Linked DNA regions of Mus musculus: region 1 is linked to region 2. A link is a loop called in an ENCODE intact Hi-C map of the cell type or tissue named here. Cell type or tissue: left cerebral cortex. All regions are shown on one strand. Links, peaks and the distances in the headings refer to the core of each region. The heading gives the core; the rest is flanking DNA.

Region 1 (6,473 bases), core at 643-5,642, 92 kb after region 2:
CTAAAACTCCTTTGCATTCCTCCTTATATACATGCTGCCTGTTCCTCATGTTCCGTGTAAAGGAGGGCACAGATACTGGATTGGAAATAACTTGTAGACTGGGAATGTGGTCTCAGAGGCCACTTCCTTGGAAAAGCTGGTTGGCTTTTCTCCTGCCACTACTGCATTCCCTTCTTCCTCTCTCTTAGTCCCCCATTCTCTCTGAGTCCTACCCAGCCCATCCTCAGCCATTGGCTACTGCCATCTTTACTGATAGATTAAATTCCAGCTGGGAGCAAGGACCTTCAGTGTCAATAGACACAGATTCCCGATCAGAGCATCAGAACCACCCTCTACAGCCCTGCCTAGAATCCCCCTGGGAGGGGCTGGGGATGTGGCTCAGTGGTAGAGCTCCTGCCTAGAATCCCCCTGGGAGGGGCTGGGGGCGTGGCTCAGTGGTAGAGCCCCTGCCTAGAATCCCCCTGGGAGGGGCTGGGGGCGTGGCTCAGTGGTAGAGCCCCTGCCTAGCATTTGTGAAAATCTAGCTTTCATCTCCAATACAAAAAATTGTATAAGAGAGATTCACTAGAGTTGAAGGTAGCCCAGACTAGAGTAAAGGTTGTCTTTGGAAGGAAGCAGAAAAGCAATGTCACAACCAGAGTGGTTTTTTTCTTTACAGTGAATAAGGCGAGACATTTGGGGTTCCCTGCCACTTAGTGACTTAGTGTTGGTAACAGCTCCCAGCTGTTGGTTGTACACACACACACACACACACACACACACACACACGCTCACCATGCAAAATCCAGCCCAGTAGTTCACTTGAGATTCTGGCCCTTTGTAACAAGTGCAGAAGAAGCCAGCGAGTGGCTTCTGTTCTGTATGTTTTTGTTGTTGTTTCTTTTTCACAACCCCAGCTGAGCACCAAGAGGCATAGTGTTATATTTTTTAACCATAGTAAAAGGCTTTTATTTTCTAATTTTATAAATTTTTCAGTATGTCAGTTGGAAAAAGAGGTGAAATAAATAGAATAAGCCTAACTGAACATTGCTTACAGCATCAGGGAACACCTGTTCTGTCCTCAGGAGGGAAGGCTAGCCCCAGGCAGACTCAGCACTGCTCTGACAGTTTGGGCTGGGGGAGGTAGCTTGATTGGTAGCTTTCTTTCGGATTTGGCCCAGTGGTCAGAAGTGACTGCGGTTGCTCTATCTCATCAGTGGCTTCGGAAGCAGCAAGTACAGCAGGTGGCTTGAGAAACACCGTGGCCTTGGTTTGCCTCCCCCTCCCGTCATTCCTATTTCCTCCTCCATTTCCCTGCATCCTCTGCCCCACCCTGGGATGTTTTTTGAGGAAAGGTCTTATGTAGACCAAACTTACCTGACCTTGCATGCTTAACCTCCTGCCAGCACCCCCAAGTGCCAGTGACAGGCTTGCAGGATCGGGCCTCACACTGGCTCCCCAATCCCCTGCTTCACTGACCTGGAACCTAGTTCTTCAGTTAAGGGTGGCCGTGCCTTCTGACCCTCCGACCTCCACCTCCTAAGGAATTGGATTTCAAGTGTTTGGCACCATGTTCCAGTTATGCTTGCTGTACAGGGATTGGGCTCCAGCTTCCTGTGTGCTAGGCAAACGCCAACTGAGCCACATCCTTTCCCCCCACTCCCTTACTGTGTAGCTCAGACTGGCCTTGAACTAGTGATCTTGCCTCTGCCTCCTGAGTATTAGAACTATAGGCCCGCCCCCCACCCGACCCCTCTTCTTTGTGTTCTGATTGGCCAGAGCTGTATCTTGGTCCAACTGCTGGCAGAGGGGTGGGGCTTGCTTGCACTGGTCATGATTCCATTGGTTTGGGCACACAGCTTTTTCATGGTCCAGAACTATGTGGTCAGTTCTGATTGTCATCTGTTCCTTCATCTGCGTCAGTATCTCCATTTGTTTTCTTGAGCTGATCTTAAGCAGGCCAATTGTGTGTTTGAGGGTGTGAGTATATGCTGCCTTCCTGAGTCAGAGTGTGTGGTTTGTGGGTTCTGGGACCCCTATGGGCCACCCACTCGTTCTTACTTCTGTGATGGGCCTGCCATCACCTGCAGCCAGAGAATGTGCACATTATTTTGTGGACTGAATTTTTTTATGTAAGAATGTAGTTACCAGCTGGGCATGGTGGCGCAGCCCTTTAATCCCAGCACTCGGGAGGCAGAGGCAGGCGAATTTCTGAGTTCGAGGCCAGCCTGGTCTACAGAGTGAGTTCCAGAGAAACCCTGTCTCGAAAAACCAAAAAAAAAAAAAAAAAGAATGAAAGAATGTAGTTACCAACTGTTACTGTAAGCCTGGGTTCTGATGAAGAGAAGACAGAGCTGTTGTCCCCACTGGGGTGAGGAACAGAAAGCAGGTTGGAATGATAGAAACATCTGTCACAGTGCGGAAGGGTCACGGGGGCTGAGCAGGTGTGCCCTTCCCTTTCTACTGCTGGTGGCCCCAAGAGAGGGGTTAGTATGGGGTGCTGAAAACTGGGTTCATCCTTGCATCAGGAGGAGCTGGGGTGATGCTCCTGTAGATGGGCAAGGTTGCAGCGTGCAGCCTCTCTAGCTCCTCCTGCTGACGGAGCCTGGTAAGGCACAGCTGGCCACCAGAGCTGTCTCCACAGAGCTGCCCCAGCCTGAGGGTGTGGGCCGGAAGCATCACTTAATTCTTGATGCTGCTGTGCTCCATCTTTGGATTTGATCTTATTTCTGACATCCTGTAACTCCTGGCCTTTGAGCTAACTCAACCACGCATGTCCATAGGGCACTTGAGTACTGTACCTCTCACCAAGATGCCTCTGTGGGACAGTCCCTTAGGGCATGTGGTCCTCTGTACTGCCTGATTTTACATGAAAATTTGTCTGGACTGCATATGGCCTGGTGACCTCACTATGGAGAACTGAAATCAGCATGTCTGGGGACAACCCCACATCATGCAAACAGCCCTGTTAAACTCAGCAAACCTTAACCAAGACACAAAATCAGGAGAGCTTGTTGGGAAGAAGAAGGGGTCCCCAGGGAGTTGGAGAGGGTCAAGGAAGGGTGGGTGAATATGATCAAAACAAATTGCATACATGCATGGATAGTGTCCAAGAACAATGCAAAAATTGAAAAAAAAAAAATCTGTCACGGCAGCAGTTGTTACCGAAGTTGGAGGAGTAAGGCGGAGAGCAGTGGAGAAGACACCCAGCAGTCCTCCCCTGCCTCCACATGGTACATGTGCCCACACACCCATGCCCATGCACCCAGCTCCTAGAGGTGTCATCTTACACTGTCTTCTACCTAGGTCCTTCTGGTCACCTCCTCTTTCATGTCCCCCTCTGAGAGCCGAAGTGGCTCAAATCCCAACCGTGTTCGCATTTTTGGACCTGACAAGTTAGTCCGGGCAGCAGCGGAGAAGCGCTGGGACCGTGTTAAAATTGTGTGCAGCCAGCCATACAGCAAGGTACATGGTGTAAAAGCTGAGGCATGCCCAGGGCAAGGGGAGGTCTGCGGAGGCCCATCCTGAGCTCGGGACTGCTCAGGTCAGGTCCTCCTGGGACAGGCAGCTTGGTTCTCTGGAGGGGGTGAGCTGAGGCCCGTCAGGCTCTGTTTGGTATCACTGTTACTGTCATACTGGGGCCCGGAACTCAGGCTCCTCCTACTTCTGCTTCTGCATCCAGACAGCGGAGGAGCAAAGAGCCCGGGGTAGTTTTGCATTCCAGAAGTGGCTCCAGACAGAGATTGGGCACACAGAAGTGGACTCGCTACCTGCCATTGGCAGTGAGGGTCAAAGAGCGGTGCAGGTTGAGGGGTGAGCCCTGACTTTGGTCCACAGTTAGGGGTCAGTGAGGTTTAATGTCAGCATCACCACCATTGCTCCCTGGGCACCAGCTTCAACTGAGCCATAAAGGGCTTCCCTAAGTGAAGGGGCATGAGAGCCTAGCTTTGTCCTATTCAGACACCCTCACACCCAGCCCTCTGTTCCAGGACTCGCCATACGGCCTGAGTTTTGTGAAGTTTCACAGCCCTCCTGACAAAGATGAGGCAGAGGCTACATCTCAGGTAAGTTGTACCTGGTACCCCCCAGAGCCTCTCCCTGCCTCTCCACCCCTGCCTGCCAGCATTCTTCTCACAGCACTGACCTTGTGGGACCTTAGAAGGTGACAGTGACCAAGCTCGGCCAGTTTCGTGTGAAAGAGGAGGATGACAGTGCCAACTCCCTGAAGCCAGGGGCTCTCTTCTTCAGTCGTATCAACAAGACGTCATCAGGTGCCTGTGGGACTCGGGGTGCTAGGGATGGCGTTGGTGGAGTGCTTACTTAGCATAGAGCCCAATCCTGAAATCTCCGCTCAGGGGAGACAAGGCAGGAGGGCCAGCTGTGTAAGGTCTCCTCTGCTAAGTAGGAAGTCTTGAGTTCAGCCTAGGATGTATGATGCCTGAGAGCTGAGGGCATGGCCAGGTCTCTAGGTCTGGGGAGGAGGGCTGGGGCCTGGACTACTGAGTCAGGGGTACAATCTAAACTTCTGGGTCACCTCTGGATGTGAGAGTGACTTGATACCTGATAGATGGGAGCTAAGGTGACTGTGGCCCTGCCCTCTCACCCTCAGTCCACTTGTCCTTCCATAGCCTCTACGAGTGACCCAGCAGGACCCAGCTATGCAGCAGCTACACTGCAGGCCTCTAGTGCAGCCTCCTCAGCCTCTCCAGTCCCCAAGGTTGTGGGCAGCTCTTCCAAGGTGAGGTCATCAGACGCTGGGGCAGTGGAGAATGAGGAGAGCCGGAAGCCAACCCATCTCTACCTCCTCAGCCTCAGGAGCCTCCCAAAGGGAAGAGAAAACTGGACTTGAGTCTAGAAGACAGGAAACCTCCCAGCAAACCCTCGGCAGGGCCATCCACCCTCAAGAGACCCAAATGTAAGCAAACTGGATTCCTTGATTCTGTAGTGACCCTGGCTTGTGTGTCATGAGGGAAGGGCTGTGGTCTTGAACCTGCCATCCTAAGAAGGGAGGCGGAAAGCCTGACTTCCTGTAAGAGCTGGGGCTCGATGGGGCACCAACCTAATTTCTGTTCTTTTCTCCCCAGTGTCTGTCCCTAGTCGTACTCCAGCTGCAGCTCCAGCCTCTACCCCAGCACAGAGAGCCGTCCCAGGGAAGCCCCGGGGAGAAGGCACAGAGCCTAGGGGGGCTCGCACTGGACCCCAAGAGCTTGGCAAGATCCTGCAAGGGGTGGTGGTGGTGCTCAGTGGCTTCCAGAACCCCTTCCGCTCAGAGCTCCGGGACAAGGCCCTGGAACTGGGGGCCAAGTATCGGCCAGACTGGACCCCAGACAGCACACATCTCATGTAGGCCTCTGACCTGCCACACGGTTCCCTGCCCTGCCCTGCCCTACCCTGCATGCCCCCGCTAGCTTCATCTGTCCCTGTTCTGCTATCCTCCCTCCCTGCTTCTTTGTGCCCTCCAGCCCCCACTTCTTTACCCCCTTAGTTCTCAGCTTTCTGCGTCCCTCCCTAAGCTCCATCTCTGTTCTGTCTCAGCTGTCCATCAGATCATGTCTGACATTCCTGTTTTGCATCTCCCAGCTGTGCCTTTGCCAACACTCCCAAATACAGCCAGGTCCTGGGCCTTGGAGGCCGGATTGTGCGTAAAGAGTGGGTGCTGGACTGTCACCACATGCGGCGCCGGCTGCCCTCCCGGAGGTGAGGCCCCACGACCTGCCTCTTAGGCAGCGCACACACCTGCCTCTTAGCCCAGAGCAGGCAATGAAGAGCCTGGGGCCTGCTGGGTAGCTCAGGCGATCTCAAACCAACATAAGCCGTTTTCAAAGACGGGCTGGGCCTGCAGATGGGAAGTCACTAGCCTGGGTGGGCCACTGGATTTTGTAATGACGGCTGCTTTGTGCACATTGTGGGTTGTGGCTGTGCAGAGGTGGAAGGGAGCCTCAGGGCTGTATGCCATTCCTCAGAACTGATCCTTTGGCATCCTTTGGGTGCCAGGCAGAGCTGTGACTGAAGTGAGGACGCTGGGGTTGAGCCCTGTGCTCACTTCAGCGAGTGGGTCAGAAGTGTTAGAGCCCAGCTTTGAGGAGCTCAGGAGGGGCACAGTGATCGCGGGATGAGAAGCATGGGTAGCAGCCAGGCAGAGGGCATGCAGGGCTGCAGAGCAAGCAGGGATGGGCAGCATGAGCATCCATCTCCTGACGCAGTGGGCGGGAGAAGAACCACTGGCTGCCAACAGCAGGAGCTGTGGAGCTGGAGAGAAGCCGACTCCGATCCCAGTGAGGTCGTGGCTTGAGTCTGTTTAATAAGCAGGGCTAACCCTGGCACATTCATGTCGGGGACTGTGAGGGGAGGTGGGTGGGTTGGTCAGTTGATCTGGAAGTGGTGGGGACTCCACATCCTGCTTGGATTCCACAGATCCCTGGGAGCTAGTTATCTAGCTTCAGTATTGTGATCATCCTGAACAGATGTGCGGAGGGTGTCTGTGGGCGCCTTTA
Region 2 (6,473 bases), core at 977-5,976:
ATCCGCCTGCCTCTGCCTCCCAAGTGCTGGGATTAAAGGCGTGCGCCGCTACCACCACCCGGCTTTTTTTTTTTTTTTTTTTTTTTTTTTTTTTTTTTGCCCCAGTCTTCCTGTGTACTCCAGGCTATCCTCAAATTTGCAATCTTCTAGCCCCAGCCAAAGTCCACCAAAAGTCCAGGGATTACGGGAATGTAGCACCATGCCTGAAGAAGTTCTGCTTTTGGTTTTCGTGGAAGTTTGTGGGAAGAGGCGGGCTGTGGGCCTTTTAGGCATTTTTCTTTGAATGAGATAGATGAGTTGGCTCTGGATGGAGTGATTCACCTAATTGCCTTGCGCCTGCCAGTGGACTGACTCAGCTCAGACACAGCTCTGATCTCCTGGGTCAGGAAGGAGAGGCCGTGCCAGGCTACAGGATGGTGTGAGCCAACGCCTGGGCAAGGGATGACATGGTGTTTCCAGGGAAAACCATCCAGTTGGCCTCAGTTAGAAGCTTTGAGCAAAACAAGATTACCATGGATCCATCAAGTGAGGCTTTGGCCTTTCGGGTCATCCATCAGTGAGTGATAATTTGTGATTCCAGGTAGACTGTCTTGGAAATAAAGGCAAAGCTAAGAGATAGTTCTGTTCCATGAGATAGCTGGAGATAACGGATTCTGTATTATGGTTACATTGTGAGACCTTGTATCAAAAAAGGGGGAGGGGCTACTAATACAACACAGTAGTAGAGCCCCTGCCTAGAATCCCCCAGTGAGGGGCTGGGGGCGTGGCTTAGTGGTAGAGCCCCTGCCTAGAATCCCCCAGTAATAGGTTGGGGGTGTGGCTCAGTGGTAGAGCCCCTGCCTAGAATCCCCCAGTGAGGGGATGGGGGCGTGGCTCAGTGGTAAAGCCCCTGCCTAGAATCCCCCAGTGAAGGGCTGGGGGCGTGGCTTAGTGGTAGAGCCCCTGCCTAGAATCCCCCAGTGAAGGGCTGGGGGCGTGGCTTAGTGGTAGAGCCCCTGCCTAGAATCCCCCAGTGAGGGGCTGGGGGCGTGGCTCAGTGGTAGAGTCCCTGCCTAGAATCCCCCAGTGAGGGGCTGGGGGTGTGGCTTAGTGGGAGAGTCCCTGCCTAGAATCCCCCAGTGAGGGGCTGGGGGCGTGGCTTAGTGGTAGAGCCCCTGCCTAGAAGAGGTGCTATTTAGGAATGATGCAGAATGAGGAGGAGTTGGGAAAGACCAGGAATAAAGGAAGGGTGTTCTAGACAGAGACAACAGACTATCAAGAAGTCTGGTGCTGCTCAGGGTCTATGTGCTAAGACTGTGGAGCCAGTATGGAAGAGAGCTTGGGAGAGGCTGGCACTTGGAGATGGGGCAGGACAGGTGGCAGGGACCCAGTCCTCAGTGGGCCTGGAATGCCACACTCATGTGCTTGGCTGTTAATCTAACAGTAGGGAGCTCTGGAAGGGTTTTGAGCAGAGGAGAACTGGATTAGATGTGCTTTAAAGACTTCATTTTAGGGCCATTTGAGAGGAACTGGAGTGGAGATGGGCGTGGCTAGAACCACGTAGACGCTCGTATTGAGGAGTACCAAAGGCGGGAAAGGACAGGATTCATTCTAGAAGGACTTGGGATAAGTAGGCTTGGTGATTGGCTGCCAGGTTCAGAGTGGAGTTCTCTGCAGGACCTGGCCGCCAACACGCCACTCTCTCCTCTTCCTAGGAGCCCGAGGCCGTGCTTTCCCCCAGGGCCGTTACCTCGAGTGTGCGTCCTGCACCTCTTTGGACCAGAGCTGTGAGAGGGGCCGGGAGCAAAGCCTGCAATGCCGCTATCCTACAGAGCACTGTATTGAAGTGGTGACCCTCCAGAGCACAGAAAGTAAGCTCCCATCTGCTGGGCAACTCCTAGTAGAGATCTTCAAGTCCTGGGAGCAGAGCGCAAGCAAGAGACAACTGAATCCACACACAGTCACGGGACCAACATTCTCAGTGACTGGAAGTTCCCGGTCACTGGATCAGCTTGGGAGTGACCAGGAACCCAGCTACCTTATCATGTCTCCCATATTGCTTTCGTTCTGATGACTGCCTCATGGCACAGTATGGCCACCATAATTCCAGACTTGGTGTCCACATTCCAGAGAGAAGAAAAGGGGAAAGAAGGGCCCCAAAATTCCTTTGTTTTGTAAGGGTTTTCTTTCTAGAAATCCCAGAAACGCATAAGGATCTATTTATCGTTCGGGCCTCCTTTATCTATAACAAAGGGGAAAAGGAACACGAAGCCCTTTGGCTAAGGATGAAGTTACCCTAAGTAGCAAGGGCCTCTGATAAAAGGGGTGTGCGCAAGGGGGCAAATCAACACCCAGCCCCTTACCAGGATCTGCCCTCTGCCTTCTGCAGGGAGCTTGAAGGATGAGGACTACACCCGAGGCTGTGGCAGTCTTCCCGGATGCCCAGGCACAGCAGGTTTCCATAGCAACCAGACCTTTCACTTCCTGAAGTGTTGCAACTACACCCACTGCAATGGTGGCCCAGGTGAGGAGCAGGAAAGATGAAGTGGACATTCCTGTCTCTTTCTACAACTCTCTCTCCTCACTCTCTCCTAAGTCCGTTCAAACAGCATAAGTATCGCCTCTCCTGGAGGTCTGCCCTGACTTGCAAATCTGCTACTGAGTCACTCAATTCTCCATGCCCCAGCTCTGCCCACTCTGGGTGGGGACTGTCTGCTGACAAAGCTGTGTGTCCTGAGATTACAGAGCCAGGCTGTCCAAGCCACCGTGATATCCCAACACAGCATGAGGTTAAGGTCAAGGAAACCATTTCATAGCAATCTCGTAGAAATATAGCTCTTCTATAAACCGAGCTGGAGAGGTGGCTCAGTGGTTAAAGGCACTGGCTGCTCTTGCAGAGGACCGACCAGGTTTGAGTCCCCGTGCCCACCCAGCTCACATCTGTAACCACAGTTCCAGGGCATCTGGTGCCCTCTTCTGGACACCATGGGCATTGCATGCATATGGAACATAGACACCGGTGCAGGCAAGAACTCATACACATAAAATAAATAAATGTGCTTAAAATTGTTAATGTTCTGCAAAACCCTGCTTTTGATTCCTGGGGCAGGCGGTTGAAGCCAGGGTCTTACACATTTCAGCAAGGTCCTCAGACTTGTCAGAAGGCATCTTCACTCACTGAGCCATCTCAGTCCTAAACTTACTATTTCATATTAATTAATTTGAACCTAAATACAATCTCAGTACGCCAGAGGTGGAGCTTCAAAGGTTCAAAGCTGTCTCCTATACAGTGAGTTCCAGGGCTAGCCCAGCTACATGAGACCCTATCACTTTCCACAGTAATAGACATTGTTTGTACTGAAGGCTGAAGAGATGGCCCAGCACCATCTACTAAGAGTAGATACCAGATCTGGAGTCAGTTCCCAGCACCCATGGTGGAACAGCTCACAATTACCTGTAACTCCAGCTCCAAGGGATCTGATGACACACATACTTATAGTTTTCAAATTTGTATTGTGTGTATGAGTGCACACGAGCGCACATGAGCATACCGTAGTTTAATTGTAGGAGTCAGAAGACAACTTTAAGAAGTCATTTCTCACTTCCCACCATGTGGGTCTTGGGGCCTGAACTCAGATCATCACACTTGGCTGCAAGCTCCTCTGCCTGCTTAGCCATCTCATTAGCTCGAGGACTATATTTAACAATAATTCATTTAAACCTTAAGAAACACAGGTAGCCAGTGGATACTACAGTGAACAACTCTGTTTAGTAACTTTTTAGAGAGTGGGGCCTGTTTGATAATACATAGTTTGTTAGGGTCCACCATCAGTTGCCTAGCTAGATGTGAGTGGAGTTCAACCCTGGAGAACCAAATGCCAAAAGAATGCAGTTCCTGGGCATGACCATCAGGTGGCGCCCTATCACCTCAGGCTGAGTGTGGGCAGATGGATGGCTGCATAGACCCAGTGCTCATCTTCGTTCCCTGTCGTTTTTTTTTTTTTTTTTTTTTTTTCCATCTTTAAGTTCTGGATCTTCAGAGCTTTCCACCGAATGGCTTCCAGTGTTACAGCTGTGAGGGGAACAATACCCTTGGGTGTTCCTCCGAAGAGGCGTCTCTCATCAACTGCCGGGGACCAATGAATCAGTGCCTGGTGGCTACAGGCTTAGATGGTGAGGCCCTGTGGGAGCTGGAAGGGGACCCACTGAGGCACTGAGCGCTGATAAGACTGATTGACAGATGGTCCGGTTGGATCTTCCTATGGTAAAGGCGACACTTTAGCTGGGGATGGTGGTACACAGTTTACTCCCAGCACTTGGGAATCAGAGGTAGGTGGATCTCTGGGTTTGAGGACAGCCTGGTCCATACAGAGAGGCCCTGTCTGGGGGGTGGGGAGGAGGCGGTGTCTACCTGCAAAAAGGACAAATTGCAACAAGAGAGTTTGCCTCTGTGGAGCCAACAAGAATAATACACTTCATTACACCCTAATGTTTCTCTTTGAGACTGGGTCTTACTCTGTCGCCCTGGCTGCCCTGGAACTCACTCTGTAGACCAGGCTGGCGTCAAACCGAGAGATCTGCCTGCCACTGCCTTCTGAGTGCTGGGATTAAAGGTGTGCACTACCATAGCTGGTCTCATAAATAATAGTTTTGATGGGGGGGGGGTGCCTGTGTTTTTCATAATGAAAAAGTGCAAAGAGAGTGCTGTCATTGTTTACTGTGTGGCAACCCTCTTCCCGTCTGGCTCTAATAGCAGACAGCTGGTCCCCGGCTCTGCTTTCGTGTTCCGCCTGTTGCAATATCATGTCCTGGGGTTTCTCTGGAAAAGTATCTCTTGTACACACAAAAAGCTTGGAAGGGCCAAATGACATCTCAGTGTTACTATGAAATCAATCCTGGTGTGAGTCTGAGGCACTGCCAGGGGTTCCTGGAACACACTTTGGGAAGCCCTGCTCCCAACAGGGAACTGGTGGTTGGCGATGGCGTCCACCACCAGGAGCCTGTCACTTTCCTGAGAATTCTTACTCGGACTCACCGACTCTTCTTTTTCCTCAGTGCTGGGAAACCGGAGTTATACCGTAAGAGGCTGCGCCACGGCTTCCTGGTGCCAAGGCTCCCACGTGGCAGACTCCTTCCCGACCCACCTCAACGTCTCTGTCTCCTGCTGCCACGGCAGCGGCTGTAACAGCCCCACAGGGGGCGCCCCCAGGCCAGGCCCTGCTCAACTCAGCCTCATTGCCTCTCTGCTCCTGACCCTCGGACTATGGGGCGTCCTCCTCTGGACCTGACTCCTGAGCCGGCAGCCCTGGCTGGACCCAGGGTCTTTTGACTCCCTCCCCCCTGCTCCATCTTTGAGGATGTGTGTGCCCTCGTGTTGTCTTCTTTGGACCTCAGTTTTTCCATGAACCAGAAGAGAATTGGAACAAGGGCTGCGGGCAGCAGGGGCCTCTTAGTTGAGATAATATTGTTGCTGTTATTATTATTATTATCATTGTTATTGCTCTAATTTATTATATAAATATATATATAAAAGATTTTTGTACCAGTGAACAAGGTTGGGTCTCCCCACTGTCACATTTAGCTTGGGAAGATGAGAGCAGCAGGGAATTGTTTTTTTGTTTGTTTGTTTGTTTGATTGATTGATTGATTTTTGCTTTGAGACAGGATCTCACCATGTAGCCCTAGCTGCCCTGGAACTTACTTTATAGACCAGGCTAGCCTAAAACTCACAGAGACCCACCTGCCTCTACCTCCTCAGTGCTTTGATTAAAGGTGTGTACCACCATGCCTGGCTAGGTCTCTTACTGAACCCCAGAGCCCACTGGTTTGACTATGCAGGTTGAGAGGATGCTGCAGATCGTCCTGTCTCCCAAGCACGATAACCACAGAGGTACTAAGACTGTCTGGTTTTTTTGTTTTGTTTTGTTTTGTTTTGTTTTGTTTTTTTTAAATGGGTACAGGGGATCTGAACTCAGGTTCTCCTATTTCTGGAGCCAAGTACTGTATCCACAAAGCTGTCTTCCCAGCCCCCCAGTCTATATCATTGCTGATGCCTTCCACGGGGGTGGGGGAAGGGGGTGGGGGGGCGGGGAGCCAAGGCTATATTTCCCATCATGCCCTGCAGCAGAGAGCCAAAGATGACGTTGTATGAGATGCTTCCTAGTTGAAATAGAAAATAGTCTCACCGTGATGCCTCGCAAAAGACACCGAGGCTAAGGCTTCCTTTCCCATGATGCCTTGCAGTGGGACTCAGAATGTAGAAATGGCCTCACAAGGTCCTATTCTACGGTTTGTATTAGGCCTCAGTCTCTCAGGCTCCTGAGTTGGTCTTACAGGATCTTTAGCTGCAAGAGATAAAATCGCTTTGTGCTGACTTAAGCAGAAACTGTTATTGGAAGTTAGAATCTAGGCAAAGTCCTGGGTCTCCTGGGGTTTGCTGGGGACAAGAAAGAACCTGTGTAAACCAGAAAAGACTCCCTCCTGCTGATTCTGTC

Evidence for each region. A loop is a pair of places that touch in the nucleus more often than their neighbours do. Peaks named below come from ENCODE experiments on the same cell type or tissue, not always from the same donor. Only the 100,000 strongest peaks of a DNase experiment are listed, where the experiment ranks them.
Region 1: a loop joins it to region 2, with 4 times the contacts of the local background. A loop is called at or near these places in 10 of 42 quality-filtered maps.

What each region holds. Positions count from the first base shown.
Region 1 is chr7:24,562,251-24,568,723 of GRCm38, forward strand. Xrcc1 (X-ray repair complementing defective repair in Chinese hamster cells 1) reads left to right here. Exons shown (of 18, transcript NM_009532.5): 5 at 3,286-3,444; 6 at 3,969-4,043; 7 at 4,139-4,250; 8 at 4,608-4,717; 9 at 4,789-4,894; 10 at 5,064-5,322; 11 at 5,560-5,676. Among named protein-coding and RNA genes, the nearest start is that of Xrcc1, 19 kb to the left of the region's middle. In left cerebral cortex, for the core only: a CTCF peak has its summit at 2,581; a DNase peak (open chromatin) is centred at 2,593.
Region 2 is chr7:24,470,205-24,476,677 of GRCm38, forward strand. It overlaps Plaur (plasminogen activator, urokinase receptor), which reads left to right. Exons shown (of 7, transcript NM_011113.4): 4 at 1,695-1,850; 5 at 2,369-2,503; 6 at 4,006-4,152; 7 at 5,035-5,764. The coding sequence ends at 5,267. Among named protein-coding and RNA genes, the nearest start is that of Cadm4, 8.6 kb to the right of the region's middle. In left cerebral cortex, for the core only: CTCF peaks have their summits at 2,961 (motif pointing left), 3,888 (motif pointing right) and 5,170; DNase peaks (open chromatin) are centred at 2,481, 2,615, 2,932, 3,891 and 3 more places; H3K27ac peaks cover 518 bases.